Regions from separate parts of the Homo sapiens genome. Here region 1 is linked to region 2. A link is a loop called in an ENCODE intact Hi-C map of the cell type or tissue named here. Cell type or tissue: MCF 10A. All regions are shown on one strand. Links, peaks and the distances in the headings refer to the core of each region. The heading gives the core; the rest is flanking DNA. Region 1 has its middle 26 kb from the start of MIR934. Region 2 has its middle 18 kb from the start of MAP7D3.

What was found. Peaks named below come from ENCODE experiments on the same cell type or tissue, not always from the same donor. Only the 100,000 strongest peaks of a DNase experiment are listed, where the experiment ranks them.
Region 1: a loop joins it to region 2, with 6 times the contacts of the local background. A loop is called at or near these places in 13 of 110 quality-filtered maps.

What each region holds. Positions count from the first base shown.
Region 1 is chrX:136,572,955-136,581,299 of GRCh38, forward strand. No RefSeq gene overlaps it. Among named protein-coding and RNA genes, the nearest start is that of MIR934, 26 kb to the left of the region's middle. In MCF 10A, for the core only: a CTCF peak has its summit at 4,817 (motif pointing left); no DNase peak of the experiment used is centred there.
Region 2 is chrX:136,264,858-136,273,202 of GRCh38, forward strand. No RefSeq gene overlaps it. Among named protein-coding and RNA genes, the nearest start is that of MAP7D3, 18 kb to the left of the region's middle. In MCF 10A, for the core only: a CTCF peak has its summit at 3,787 (motif pointing left); a DNase peak (open chromatin) is centred at 3,794.

The sequences.
Region 1 (8,345 bases), core at 108-8,107, 310 kb after region 2:
AAAAACAAATGAATTAAATTCTCAACTCAAAAAAAAAAAACTGGAAAAAGAACAAGGCAAACCAAAAGAGAGTACAGCAAAGGACATAACCAAGATAAAAATAAAAGTGGAGGTTTCCTTTGGAGGGAGTGGGCAGTGGCTTGAAAGGAGGCCTTGGGGAGGAGTGCCTCGGCGGTGCTGGTAATGCTCTATATCCTGAGCTGGCTGTTGATTACACAATTGTTTTCACTTTCTCACAATCCACTGAGCTGGAATTCACTCTCTCTAGAGAAAGAAAGTTTAAAAGGGCACAAATATTAAGTGGCCATCTCAGTGAATATATATATGTATAATATATAATATTATGTGTATAGTATATAATATTATATATTATATAATATATTATATACATATACATATTATATGTATATATATACACATATATACATGTAAATATATACATATATACATGTATATATATACATATTATATATAAATATATAATATGTATAATATATAATATATAATATATTTTTTAAAATTTTTTTAACAGAGAAGACCGTTTCTAAAAAAATTAAAAAATTATACATTATATATTATATATTATAAATATTAATAATATATATTATATATTATAATATATTATATAATAAATATATATTACATTATATATTTTATATAATTTTATATTATATATTTATATATTATATATTATTTATATTATATTATATGTTTTATATATATTATATATATTCTCTCTATATATATTCTCTATATATAGAGAGGGAGGGAGGGAGGGAGATATTTACATTTTTATGGGTACATAGTAAGCATATGTATTTATGGGGTATGTAAGATGGGGTACATAAGATATTTTGATATAGGCATGCAATGTGAAATAAGCACATCATGGAGAATGGCATGGTACTGGCATAAAAACAGACACATAGACCAATGGAACAGAATAGAGAACCCAGAAACAAATCCACACACCTACAGGGAACTCATTTTCAACAAAGGTGCCAAGAACATACGCTGTGACCTTTTAAACTTCATTGAAGAATTTCCCCAAAAAGAGAAACTGTAATTTTATTATTCTGTTTCCCCCAGTACATTGTTCTCCCTCTGATGCTTAGCACAGTATCTTTCACAGAGCAGGCACTCAATAAATGTGGAATTGCCTTTAATGGCTTTATATGTTTCACCATTGAACCTGCCATTATTGGAATGTGAGGCCATAGATAATGAGAGTAATAGTAATGGTTTAAACACATACAGCACTTTATAATTCAAAGCTCTGAATCCCTGACTTTCATGTAAGTGGAACAGGTTGCCTGGATCCATTAATTATGTGGACCAGATGTACATGTGGAGGTCTCCTGACCTGGAAATGGTGGCTATTCCAGTGATAACGACAAAGTAGGGTAACAACATACTATACTCATCTAGGTTGACCATCCATCCTGGTTTGCATGGGACTACCCCGCTTTTAGCATTAAAAGTCCCATGTCCCAGGAAATTCCTCGTTCCCAGGCAAACCAGGACAGCTGGTCACATTATATCACTTTATGTGCATGATCTCATTAGCCTTCACAATAACCTTATCAGGGAGGGACTATTATTATTTTTATTTTACTGATGAGAAACTGGAGGCTCAGAGGGGTGAAGTCACCTGTGTAAGGTCATGCAGCTAGAAAGTAGTGGAGTCTCGACTTTAGCCCTCTTTGGACTGAATCCAAAGTCAACATTCTTTCCACTCTTCTGCAGCTGCAGAGAGCCAAAAGAGATAGACGACGGCAGTCAGTGGGGACTGAATTACTGAAGTTATCCTATTGGAAAGGACATTCTTCAACTTGTCCAGAGAATGACAGAGAGATTCAAGACCAGCTGGGAGAAGTGCAAATTGGGATAGCTCCCTTGGCCCAGAGCCAAAAGCTATGGTTTAGTGCAGTCATTCTGGACAAGGGGTTGATTAAAACCTTCAAATATGAACAAATGTTGCAGAGTTCTCCCTAGGTAGAGAAGCAAATCCCAATGACCTATTAAATTCATTAGCAAAGAGCTAAATTCCCTGAGGACTTGGAGCAGCTCCTCTGAGTACAGTTTCTAGATAACTTACCAAGCAGGGTGGCCAACTCCACCCAGAGTGGAAATTCAGAATCACAGTTACGGTTTGAGATAATTGATGTCAGTTTTTTCCAAATGACCCACAAAGACTGTTTTCTGATCTTTCAAGTTCATTAAGTCCAGGTTCCTATTATAGACCCAAAGATTCAGGAGGAAATGCAGGGTTGGAAGCTCCAGGATGGAACTTTCAGGAAGCACCTGGACAGAAATAGCGAAAGATGAACATGATAACAAGTAAACAAAGGGCACAGAAGCAGCAATGCCTTCCCAAACCAGCGAAAGAGCATAGAAAATTATATTCAAGAGCTGCCCTGGTGGGATATTCTGAGGTGTGCAATAAGCACATCATTTGAACCTCATTAGTTTCCCAGAAGCACAGCTGGGAATATCTCAACTCTCCATTAATGCAATTTAGCGTGTCCTACCTAAGTGCTCTGCCCCCTGGCAGGTAGAGCAAATCTCAGTATTAACATGCGTGTTCATATCACTGACATTAAGTTTCATTTCACCCTCAAAAGCCAAAGGACGATCAGTCTTCGATATTCTGTTAGCTAATCCCATAACATATAATCATGCAGAAGGTTTCAGAAATTCAGGTGTGCTTTCCTGCTTATAAGCCAACACACTTTGTGACACAAATAATAACAAATAATCAACAGATATTTTAACCAGGCAGAAGTCCATCCAATGGATTATTCAGCCTTGGTTATTATTCTCTGTTACCTGAAGCTGATGGAGTTGGTAATTCTGAATAAACTGAAGAGCACCATTGTCACCCACTTCCTAAAGGAAAGTACCAGCTTTCAGAAGGACAATGCCCATGTCTGAGCCATCTCTGTATTTTATCATGCCTAGCACAGCAACCTAGTTCAGTAAATTTTTTCCCCAAAAAATAAATGAATGAAAATAGCATTGTGTCACTGACCAATTGATATTACTCTTGGCCAACAAATAAAACAAATGAACTTTACAGATTGTTTTTGGACCTTCTCAAGACTGGAATAGCTAACCTCCTCTGATATCCCATGACGCCATGGGCTTCCCCTATCTCCTTGACACCAAGTCACAGCACAGGTCACTTTGTGTTTATCCCAGGTGACTATTTCTTTGTCTGTCTTCCCCACTAGACTATGAGCTAGGTCTGCCGTGATCATCACTGCATCCCCAATGCTATGTTTGTGAATGACTGGTTGCATGAAATATTAATTCTACTCTATGTTCCAGAAGCACTAGTTTGAGGCTAAGGAATAATCAATTTACCACTCTTTCCCCAGGTGCCCTTGCTCATCCAACTGTGTGACCTTGGGTAAACAGCTCAGCTTCCTGGGAGCCAGTGTCAGTTAGAGTAGTGGGCTCGGGGATGGACCTGCAAGGGGGTGCAGGGCATTCCCTGATACTAGGGCTCTGAGGAGGGACCTAAGGCTGGAGGCAAGAGTAGATTGCTCCTCCTGAACAAAGTTGAAAGGGGGAGGCTTGGTTTTCTGGTGATAAGGTATAGAGCCTTTGGCTTCAGATAGATGAAGGCTTAAGGTATATCTCCAGCACTTATGACTAACTTTGGACAATTAACCCCATCCCTCTGAGCTTTATTTCTTTATCACGGCTCATTTTGGCATCTTACCCTAACCATTGTGTATCCTCAAGGTGAATTCATAATTTTGTGTGCATGCGTATTTGGAATTTTAAAATAATATTTGAACAATAAAGGCTACCATTTACTGAGCACTCAACATGTGGTGGGCTCTGGGCTAAGTGCCTTAGATACATCATCTCATTATATCAGCAAAATAACCCTTGGAGGCAAGAATTAGTGTGCTATTTGACAGATAAAGAAATTAATTCTTGGAGTGGTTTAGTAAGTGGTCCAGCCCATGCAGCTGGGTAAGTTGAAGAACAGGGATGCAAGCCTGGTTTTGTCTGACTCCAAAATCTCATCCTCTTAACTGGTACACTAACTGCTGTAATTAAAAGATATTAAAACGGAAACATGTAAAAGCCAAAGTACAAAGTAAATAAATAGAAGAGCTTTTGCTTTCTGTTGAAGGGCCATTAGTTCCAGGCCCATTCTGATGTCAAATGGAAAAAATAATAAGGTTGGTCCATCAGTTAGCAGAAACAAACAGACCACTTTTCCAGTATGCTGGTCCTTTCTCCCCATTACTAGCTAAAATGATTACCATCCACTCAACCACTTTAATGACTCCTGACTCAGAGCTTTCATTTGGCTCTCTTTTTACCCATAAGATATCAAAATATTATGTAGCTAAAAAGTTCTCTCTGAAAGAACTTTGCAAACTTTTTTTTTAAAGCAGAAGTCATCAGTTATCAGTCTTCTAAAGCCAGGAATTCTTTCAAAATTCTATAAGATCTTTTGTCAAATGAATTTAGCTCTGAATGAAGGAAATACTAAGCGCCCTTCACACTGTCCTTCCCCGGAGAGTTTCAGACCTCATGGACGCTGTGTAACATTGGGAATGACTTTGGTGACTAAAACTGGTCCTGTTGCCCTAGTTTCAGGACAAAATTTGCAAACTGCTTAGGTGTCAGGGGAAGCACATTTTAGTCAAACCAAGCACAATTTCCATCCTGTTAGAGACAAGCCAATTACTGTGCCAGGTTAGAGAAGAAAGGAGACAGGCCACAGGCACAGAGGCTTGCATCGTCTATGCACAGGTCTATGCTTTGGGGGCTCTGCTGCTCTCTGCTGGCCACAGGCTGTTGCTGTAGTCGCCGAGGAAGTGATTCATTCAAAGTGCTGCTTCTGGGGTTTCTCCTACTATTGTCACTACCACTAAATAGTACCTTTTATTGAGTGCCCTTTCGGTGCCAGGTTCTGAGCTAGGTGCCACGTTCTGAGCTAGGTGCCACGGAGTCAGAGATGACAAGTTTTGGTCCTCATCCTTGGCAAGCTCAGTCTAGTGGGGAAGATAGATTCTCAAACAGAGAATTATAATAAAGTGCAGCAAATGCCGAAAGAGAGTGTGAGAAAAATCCTTGCTTTCCCTCAATCAGCAGTACTGAGTTCCTACTCTGTGTCAACTGTCTAGTGAGGTTCTGGGAAAATAAGCACAGAACTTTATAGGTGTAGCTGTCCACTCAGTACATGTCTCATCTCATTTCATCATCACAACAAATCCGTGAGGTTTACAGGGCAGATAGTAATAGCCCTATTATATAGATTAGGAAGCTGAGACTCAGAGAGGTTGCATGAGTTGCCAAATGTAACACAGCTAGGTGCTAGGTTATAGAGGCTTGGACTCGATGGACTTCAAATTCACTCTCTTTACTGCTGCACCACACTGCTTGGTGCTGCTTACTGAGAGGTTGGTAGGGTAATGGTTAAGACTAAGTGCTCCTAGAGTCAGGCTGCCTGGGTCCACTCTGACTGTACCACTCTCTTGCATCAGGCAAATTACTTAGCTTCTCTGTGCCTCATTTTCTCCATCTTTTAAATGAGAAGAATAACAGTACTTAACTTACGAGATTATTTTGAGGACCAAATAAGTAAATGCTTATGTCAGTCATATAATAAACAATAAATGTCAGCTCTTTTATTATTATTATTATAAAGATGGGGGTCTCACTATGCTGCCCAGGCTGGCCTTGAACTACTGGGCTCAAACTACCCTCCCACCTCAGCCTCCCAAAATGCTGGGATTACAGGCATTAGCCACTGCACCCAGCGGTCAGCTGTTAATATTACTGTCAACACGTGAGGCAGAACAACTTGGGGCAAGTAGGAAGAAGAGATGTAGATCAAGGAAGGTGCTAAGTGCTGCTAAAGTAACATCTGATTAGTTATTCTTGCTTGATTAACAGGAAAAACCCTTCCAGCTCTCTATACAGAGTCCACTCTGATAGCTCATTTTTCCAGTCCTCCAGGGACAGCCCCTCTTCTCCTTGTCTCCAAGAGTACCCGCACAAGTAATGGGGCTACAGAAAGTGGAAGAACTAATTCTGCCCTGGATAGGTGACCTCTGCCTTTGTAGGGTTGGGGGCAGAATAAAACTGTCAGAAGGACCAGGATTTGTAAAAGCGTCTATTGTAGAGGATTTATAATTGAATGAGTCATCTTATCCATATCTTTAAAACAGGGCCAGTATGGGTTAGTACTAGAAATATGAGCAGAGACTTAATTATATAGTGATATTTAAATTGGATCTTCCTTCTATGTCAATACTCTGGGATGCCATGGCAATCCCCTTCTCCCACTTGGCTGCTTTTCCTCAATTCGCTCTGACAGCTCCTCTTTTGGCTCCTCCATGAGCTCTTCTACCACCCCTTAAATGCTAGTGTTCCCCAGGGATCTTTGCTTGGCCTCCAGTCCTCACACACTACACTCTTTTTCTATGTAATTGCATCATTTCCCACAACATAAATGACCATCTATTTCCAAGTTGATAACTCCAAAATCTCTGTCTCCTGCCAAGACATCTGCCCAAGCTCCAACCTCATAATCTACCTGTCTGCTAGATATCAGCACCTAGAGGCCCCACAGGCAACAGTCCCTGCCAAATGTGTTTCTTCACTTGTGTTCTCTACATTATTTTCTGACATCAGCATTAACCTAGCCAGTCAACGTAGGCACTTGGAAGTCATTCTTTTTTATTGAGATATCACATACCATAATATTTGCCTTTTTAAACTGTACAATTCAGTGCTTTTTAGTAAATTTACAAAGTTTCTCAACCAGTCCCACAATCTTGTTTTAGGACATTTCATCACACCCGAAAAAGTTCTGCTTGTCCATTAACAGTCACTCCCCATCGTCCCCTCTCCCAGTCTCTGGAAACAATGAATCTGTGTTCTGTCTCCTTGGATTTGCCTATTCTGTATATTTCACATAAATGCAATTGTACAATTTATGGTATTTTGTGATGGCTTCTTTCACTTAGCATAATGTTTTCATGGTTCATCTATGTTGTAGCATGTATCAGTCCTTCATTCCTTTATGTGGCTGAAAAATATTCCATTGCATAGATTTATCACATTTTCTTTATTTATCAGGCAACTGACATTTGAGCTGTTTCCACTTTTGGGCTACTATGAATAATGCTGCTATGAACATCCACATACAAGTTTTTGTGTGGACATATGTTTTACTTAGTTTTAGAGTTGCTGAGTATATACCCAAGATTAGAATTGCTGGGTCATTTGGTAACTGTACGTTTAAGCTTTTGAGGAACTGCCAAACTATTTTTCAAAGTGAGCACACCATTTTACAACCCTACCAGCAATGTATGATGGTTCAAATTTCTGTAGGAGTCATTCTTGATTCCTCCCTCTCTCTCAGTCCACACAGATAGTCAATCACCCAAGTCTTGCCAATTTAACAACCTAAACCTCTCTCAGTACTGCAACTGCTGCTCTTGGTCAGTTCTACATCATCTTTCACCTGGACTATTGTAATAGCCTTCAAGCTGGTTCTTGCCTCTGGCTACTCATCCACCTGTACCAGCATGAGCTTTCTAAAAACAAGCCCCAAAGAATGTCAATTCCCTGTTTGAAACCCTTTAATGCAGTGACTCTCAACCCTGCCTGCACAGTAGAATCACCTGGACAGATTTCAGATATCCTGATGCCAGGGCTGCACCCCAAGCTGATTAAATCAGAATATCCAGGTTTGGCATCCAGACATCAGTATTGCTAAAGCTCCCGAAGAGATTTCAATATGTAGCCAAAAACAGAAACATTGCTTTAGTGACTCCCTACTGCCCATAAGATGAAGTTCAAGCTCCCTAGCGTGACCCACGGGTCCTTCATCATCTGACTCCTGCCCACCTATTTATCTGCATCTTGTACCCCTCCCTGCATCACACGTAATACCCCAGCTGTACTGATCTGCATGTGGCCTCCAGCAGAAACATATCTTTCTTCCCTGTCTTCTCTGCCTGGAATGTCCTTCTCAGCTCTCTTTGCCTCGGGAGCTCCCTCCTACTCATTCCTTAGGATTCAACATCTCTAGAAACTCTTCCTTTATCATGTCCTTTTTGTCCTGTGTACTCCTTCAGCGCTATTGGAATTGTTTGTCTTCCCCAGAAGACTGGGAACCACCCCATCCCCCACCCACAGTTTAGCACCTGAAATTTATCATGCCCTCTAAGTAAGAGCTTTTGGGTAAGTGAATGAATTAATTAATGTCCTTGAAAGAGTTGCAACACAGCATTTTGTTGTGTACCATCTTAACAATCAGACCCTGAAGGCATCTGGGCCAGAGTAGACAAGGACCTCAACCATGA
Region 2 (8,345 bases), core at 84-8,083:
TCGTGCCACTGAACTCCAGCCTGGGTGACAGGGCAAGAACTTGTATCAAAAAAAAAAAAAAAAAAGAACAAAATGATTAGTTGCTATGAGAATTAAATGAGATAATATTTATAAAGTGGCATGCACAGTAGCTCGTTCCCTACACTACACACGTTTTCTTTCCTTTACACACATATATATTTTTGAGACAGAGTCTCGTTCTTGTCTCCCAGGCTGGAGTGTAGTGGCGTGATCTCATCTCACTGCAAGCTCTGTCTCCTGGGTTCAAGTGACTCTCCTGCCTCAGCCTCCCGAGTAGCTGGGATTACAGGCATCTGCCACCACGCCCGGCTAATTTTTGTATTTTTAGTAGAGACGAGGTTTCACCATGTTGGCTAGGCTGGTCTGGAACTCCTGACCTCAGGTGATCTGCTGGCCTCGGCATCCCAAAGTGCTGGGATTACAGGCGTGAGCCACCACGCCCGGCCTCTTTCCTTTATATTAATGTCTACATATCAGGTTTACATAGTTATAATGTTTATGTCCATACCATGTTGTGATCTGCCTTTTTCACTTAACTTACCACATACTTACCACTTTAATGCCTAAATAGCATTCCATCTGGTCGATAGACTACATTTTTAAGACATTCTACCATTATTGAACATTTGGATTGTTTTCAGTTTTTCACCATTATAAACAGCTGGGCTTGGAATGATCTTACACAGTTTTTCACCTTCTATCCCCTTGTTCCTTTGGGGATTGTTTCTTCGGAATGTGGTCTCAGCAATGGGGGCAGAGGTATAAAGAGCTTTCAAACCAAATTGCTCTCCAGAGAAATACCACCAGTTCAGTGTGTCTGCATGTCATCAGTGATGGGGAGACAATATTATTTTTTATTTTTAAAAGACGGGGTCTCACTCTGTTGCCCAGGCTGGAGGTGCAGTGGCACAATCATAGCTCACTGCAGCCTTGAACTCTTGGCCTCAAGTGATTCTCCTGATTCAGCTCCCTAAAGCTCTGGGATTACAGGCCTGAGCCACTGCACCCCATCGAGTCTATACTATTGGGAAAAAAACGTGGTTTAACTCTTCTCTCCAGGCATAGAAAAGCAACTTGAGAATTCTTGGCTGAAACTTCCTTCCCCACCCCTACTTACCCCACCCTGTCTTCTGCACTGTTAGTGCTTTCCTGGCCTTTTCTTTCTGTCTTTTTTTTTTTTTTTGCAAAGTCTTGCTCTGTTGCCCAGGCTGAAGTGCCTTGGTAGGATCTCAGGTCACTGCAGCCTCTGCCTCCTGGGTTCAACAGAGAGGATCATGCCTCAGCCTCCCAGGTAGCTGGGATGACAGGCACACACCACCACACCTGGCTAATTTTTGTATTTTTAGTAGACATGGGGTTTCACCATGTTGGCCAGGCTGGTCTTGAACTCCTGACCTCAGATGATCCACCCGTCTCGGCCTCCCAACGTGCTAGGATTACAGGCATGAGTCACCGTGCCTGGCCTTCCTGGCCTTTTTCTAACTTACTCTTTCTGTGCAGAATCTTGGAGCAGAAATGGCCATGCTGATACACAACAGGACAAACAGTTTCTGCATATCAATACTAGGCAAAATCTCACAAAACCCACACACAGAAGTGGGAACATGAAAAGTCCTTCGCCAAATCAAACATTGGAGATACACAAATTCATGGACAAAAAGGTGATTTTGGTATCAAAGATTAGCTAATAAGAAAAGACTGTCTTTTTTTTTTTTTTTTTTTAGCGAGAAAAGTCTGACTCTGGATCTGTGAATCCATATCCTTGAATTTGAACATTTAGCCCACTGGATTTGGGGTGCCTGTCCTGACTTCTGTTACAAATAGTCAATGATTTAATTATAATAAGTAATTAAAAAAATATCAAGACCCTTTGCCTCCATTCACTATCTTATTTAATCCTCAGAACAACCCCTGGAGCGAACTCTATTAGCCCCTTTTTGCAGAGGAGGAAACTGAGGCTTAGAAAGACCATTTAACTTGCTTGGAGTCACACAGCTGGGAAGTACCAGAGCTATGATATGAACTCAAGTCTGTCTGATTTGAAGGCCTTTGTACTTGATCTTGTTCTGCCTCTCATATTCTTCTCATTTATGAGATGGTGACTTACAACCTGCCACACTAACTCCAGTGTTGTTTTAAGGATCAAATGAGATTAAAAATACTCCCAAAGTGCCTTGTAAAAAATGAACAAAACATTACACAAATAACATATGCACTTTGTAACTGAAAGGCATTGAGATCACTTGGATTTAATTTAGCTACAGTGATTCTGTAGGACTCTACCAGCCACAAAACCGGCTCAGCCCTAGGCTTTCTGGAGATACTCAGTAGCTTTGGTCCTAAGAATAATTTCTGATGGCTGGGCATGGTGGCTCACACCTGTAATCCCAGCACTTTGGGAGGCCGAGGTGGGCAGATTACTTGAGGTCAGGAGTTCGAGAACAGCCTGTCCAATGTGGCGAAACCCCATCTCTACTAAAAATACAAAAATTAGCATGCCCTGGTGGTGCGCACCTGTAGTCTCAGCTACTTGGGAGGCTGAGGCAGGAGAATTACTTCAACCCGGGAGGTGGAGTTTGCAGTAAGCCGAGATGGCGCCACTGTTTTCTAGCCTGGGTGCCAGAGTGAGACTCTGTCTCAAAAAAAAAAAAAAAAAATTTCTGAGAATGGATCCTGATTATGATTACACTGCGATATTTGCAAATGCAATGCTTACCTGTATGAGACTCACTTGTATTGATGTTTCTGTTCATGATGGTTTTGTGCATATTTTAAGGGAGCCAGAGTACCAGGTGTGGTACTCAGAGACTGTCCTAGAATACTCAGAGAATAATCAGGGAAAGCCAACTATTCTACCTCAGGTCTTTGTTATAGGTGGGTTATTGAGGCAATGTGATAGCAACTGATGGAGGCACTTTCTCTCCCACTTCCTCTGCTAAGAGAGAAACCTGGAGTTAGACACATTGCATTCAGAGACTGTTAACATTGAAAGAGGCCTTGGACATCCTTTCATTGGACATCAGTCCCCCTTTCTCATTTCTTATTTTTGGAATATAGCTTAAATGTGTTTGTTAAAAATGCATGCACTGTCCTGTATGTGGAAAAAAGAAGGCAAATTATGTGCGGAGTGTTGTATGAGACTCTCTCAAAGAAAGCTGTGGTCCAAAATGCCATCAGGCATCCCAGTGTATGCTGCCCATTCCTGTGGGTGACACACCTGCCTGAGTATGACGTGCCTCCCTGCCCCTTGCAGGCATAGTTTCATTTAATTCTGATAGAATCCTATGAGGTAGCTACTATCATTATCCCCATACTACAGACAAAGAACTCGAGGCCTAGAGAGGTTAACGAATCTGCCCCAGGGTCCATAGTTACTCCATGAAACTATTGGGTATATTCACCTCCCAAAAGAAAAAAATGGGCAAGAGGTTGGGGTTGAGAGTTGAGACAGACTTCTAGTTCTCACTCTGCCACTAACTACCTGTATGACTTTGGGCAAGTCTTTCCAGCTCTATTTCATCATCCATTCATCAGTTACTGTGCTGGTTGTTTCCTGGCTTTACATTCAATTCCTTTTTCTGAAATCCTTACAGTTATTTGTGATTACTTGTAACTGGAGTTAAACTTTAGTTGTCCAGAAAAATAAAAATAGAAATGCAAAGTATCAAGGTGCTCCCAAATCAAACATACAGATGGCAGAGATCATCACAGAAATGACAATAAGGACCCTTTTTCCTGTTTGGCAAAGCTGAGTGTTGCTGCCACCTAGCGAGTAAAAGGAAGATGGCTATCATGCAAGGTCAGGCCCTTCTGTGGAGGCCCAGGGAAAAAGACCAGAAATCATCCAGTTTACCAAATATTAATAACTTATGAGATTTCACTAATATGTTAAAATTGCAGCATTTGCTTCAGTATATGCAAGCCAATATCTCTTCCGTTGAGAAAAATGGGATCAGGAGAAGAGCTACTCTGGGCAGTGTTAAGTAGGAGTTATTAAAGAGGAGGTCTTTAAGTAGGAGGTCTTTAAGTGTTAAGTAGGAAGTCTTTGGTTTCCTCCAAACATCTGCTTACACTGTGTCCTTTCCTACTGATCCTCTCCCTCTCCCAGCTGGAATCCTAGAACCCTAAGTCTGAGCAGGAAGGAACCATCATCAGAGAATTTCTAAGGCAGCCCGGGTCATAGCACAGAAGAAAACGGATTTGACCAAGGTCACAAAGGTAGTTAACATAGGCAAGACTGACAGAAGACTAGTCTCAGAACTCTGAAACCTGGTCTGATCAAATCCACCCAAAATGGATGAGATTAGATATTTGCAAAATCACCTTCAGTCTGGAGCAATATTAGGAGATACCATCAATGATATGAACATATATAAGGAAGCCAAGTCGTTCTGGTAGGGAGAAATGGGTGGTCTGGCTGGAAATCTGGAGAAACTGAAGCTGTTGGGAGCTTCAGGCACTAGAAGATGCTCTCTACTGGGATGAGGGAAGAAATCTCTCATCAGGACTCAGAGAGGTCAGGCTGAGTATAAAGGCCCCCCAGTCAACAGATCTCAATCTTCATCAGATACATTCCCACCCATCAGGGAGTGCCCAGGGCTCCCAGTGCACCAGATCTAATCTTACGGTTTCCTCTGCTATTAGGAAAGAATATCAGAAGTGAGATGAGAAGCAAAGCTTATTGCAGGATAACTTGAATCTGCTAGAATGTATTTTTAAAAATCAAAATATTTTATTATTATTATTAATCATTTGCAGCAAACTCACAGCTCCTAGTTTGGATGGCCCCCATTCTTGCAATGATTCCTTTTTTTTTTTTTCGAGACAGATTCTGGTTTTGTCGCCCAGGCTTGAGTGCAGTGGCACAATTATGGCTCACTGCAACCTCCTCTGCCTCCCGGGTTCAAGTGAGAGGCTCATGCCTCAGCCTCCCAAGTAGCTGGGATTACAGGCGCATGACACCATACCCAGCTAATTTTTTAAAATATTTCTAGTAGAGATGGGTTTTCACCATGTTGGCCAGGCTGGTTGGTCTCAAACTCCTGGCCTCAAGTGATCTGCCTGCCTTGGCCTCCCAAAGTGCTGGGATTACAGGCTTGAGCCACTGTGCCCAGCCTGGAATAGCTCTTTGCACTGTCAACAACCTAAGTAATAACAATAATGATGATAATAATAGCTGATATCACCAAGGGCATTCATTGTGTTAGGGACTTTCCAGTCGTTATCTCATATATCTGACAATAGCCCAATGAAGTCATAATTATTATGACCCCTATTTTATAGCTGAGTAAGTTGAGGCTCAGAAAGCAGTTTGCCCAAGGTCACATAGCTCTCCCTGACCATCTCAGCTCTTAATCACTGCCCTATACTCACTGAAGGCTTGGCTTCTGAGATGCACTAATACCAGGAGGCAGGAGGTGAGTGTATCCTCTAACTAGTGGACATGTATATTTTTAACTCTAGGAAGAGATTCCCTCCTTGCCATCCCTAGACTTTGTTGTAAATTAACACATAGGCATTCCAGGATTACAGCCTCTCCTCAGGAAACTGATGGATCACTTGGTAGGCTAGTTGCCTGTAAGGGGAGAGATTACCTCTGGAAAACATTTTCCCTAATGTACAGAAAATTGTTTTCTGGGTGGGGATAGAGCGGGAGACAAACTGTAGGAGGATAGGTGACTAATTAAGGGGAAGAATTTTTGATTATCTGTTGTTTCAGATTATCAGAGTAATCGCTTCTGTCTATTAACATGGATAATTAAGAATTGACTGTGTAGTTAAGTAATTCAAACCTTCCTCTCTCACACACAAAATTCTCTTCAGTAATAAACAAGCATGCACAGAATTATTCACTGAAATAAATGGACTTCCTTCTTGTGTTTGTCAAATACAATCCCCTCTTCCTCTCACTGAATTACCAATTTAGATGAAGAGGTTCCTTAAACAAGAATCTATGTATGTATGTATGTATGTATGTATCTATTCATCTATCATCTGTTCTATATCTATGTAATATGAACCGAATATGCACTACAATGATTTTACTCTTGCTCTCACCTCCCCCCCCCCCTTTATTTTTGAGACAGTCTCGCTCTATTGCCCAGACTGGAGTGCAGTGGCACCATCTCGGCTCACTGCAAACGCCACCTCCTGGGTTCAAGCAATTCTCCTGCCTCAGCCTCCCAAGTAGCTGGGGTTACAGGCATGCACCACCACACCCGGCTATTTTTTTTTTTTTTTGTATTTTTAGTAGAGATGGGGTTTCACCATGCTGGCCAGGCTGGTCTCGAACTCTTGGCGTCAAGTAATCCACCCACCGTGGCCTCCCAAATCGCTGGGATTACAAGCATGAGCCACCATGCCTAGACCTCTCACGACCCTCTTTTGACATTTTTTTGGTTCCTTAGGCAAATAATATATACTAAATCAAGTATAATATTTTATGTTGTTACTCTATGGTTTTTCTTAAGGCAGAGAATAATTAACAGGACAGTTAGAAAATGTGAACAGGAAATAGTTGAATACAAGCTGAGAATGTTGCTAAAAAAGAGGAAGTGAGTTGGAAACTAAAGGAAGCTTTGTGTTTGGAGGGTCATCAAAGGAGAAAAGGGTTCTTTTAAAAAAAAAATAGAGGACTCACCTCATGCCTAGACTCCATGTACTAAGTCTGGAGTACAAGCAGAATTTTCAGCTGTTTCCGGAAACAAGCCTGAGGGGCACATAGACCACAAGTTCCCCTCCAGGGGTTGAGAGAATGTCTTACTTAACATGAAATTCTCCCATGTTTTCTAGCCTAGTGCTTGGCATGTTTTAGGTACCCAGTAAATATTTGGTAAGTCAAAATGAACTTTGTAATTGAGTTCCAGGCTTTGAGAATCAAGTTGGTGATTAAAAATCAAAACAAAACAAAACAACAGCAAAATAAATGAGAAATGATGGAGACTTCATTTTAGAGTGTGAAGGGAAGATTGCAAGGATAGTAAATGTTCTCATCTCATTTTATATGAATCATAACTGTAATAATGCAGGACATGTGGGCAGGTTTTCAGCGACTTGCTACAGCTCCCCTACAATCTAGCTATCTGCCTTTACTGTACAATTCACTCAAAAACAATTATTTAATTTAAAAAACTGCCTCTGATCATGCATGTGTGTGTGCATGCGTGTGTGTGTGCATGCATGTGTGTGTGTATGTTTGTATATGTAATTCAAAGAAGCTAGTACTAAAAAGAATTTTTAGAATTAGAGCAATTAAAAAAACCATTTATTTGTTTATTTATTTTGAGACAGAGTGTCACTCTGTTGCCCAGGCTGGGGTGCAATGGTGCAATAATAGCTCACTGCAGCCTCAAACTCCTGGGCACAAGTGATCCTCCCGCCTCAGCCTCTAGAGTAGCTGGAACTACAAGTGCGTGCCACCACACCTAGGTAGTCTTTAAAGTTTTTTTGCAGAGACAGGGTCTCTCTATGTTGTCCAGGCTTGTCTCAAACTCCTGGCCTCAAACAATCCTCCTGTCTCAGCCTCCTGAGTAGCTGGGATTATAGGCATGAGCCACTACACTCAGCTAGAATTAGGACAATTATTCCCACCAGAAGTCTGTGGTCACTACACAGTGTGCTGCGTGAGAAGTTTCAGGAGATCTACTCTTCTCTCTAGCTCCCCCATGCCTTTCTTCCCAAACAAGCAACTGCAACTTAAAATCCTTGTCTCTAGATGGCCCCTGTTGAAATTATGCATTTGGGAAGCAGTGGGTAGAAACCACCCAAAATCTTGGAAGGGAGCATTTATTATGTGCCAAGCATAGTGCTGGCAAATAAGCACATGAAAAGATGCTCAACATCATTAGTCATTCAGGAAATGCAAATTAAAGCCACAGTGAGATACCACTGCATACCTATTAGGATGGCTACAACTAAAACAAAGACAAAACTGTTCATATGAAACGCTGGCAAATTTGCAGGGTATTTGGACCTCTCATATATTTCTGATGAGAAGTCTTCAAGGAAAGCAGGATGAAAATGTGTAATAATTTGGTCTCTTGTCTAGAATGGAGCTTTTATCATCAAGGGCTAAAAAAAAAAAAAAAATGTGATATGCTGGGCGCAGTGGCTCACATCTGTAATCCCAGCACTTTGGAAGACTGAGGTGGGTGGATCACTTGAGGTCAGGAGTTCGAGACCAGCCTGGCCAACATGGCGAAACCCTGTCTCTACTATAAATACAAAAATTAGCCAGGTCTGGAAACGGGTGCCTGTAAACCCGCTACTCAGGAGGCTGAGGCACGAGAATCTCCAAGTGAGAATCGCTTGAACCTTGGAGGTGG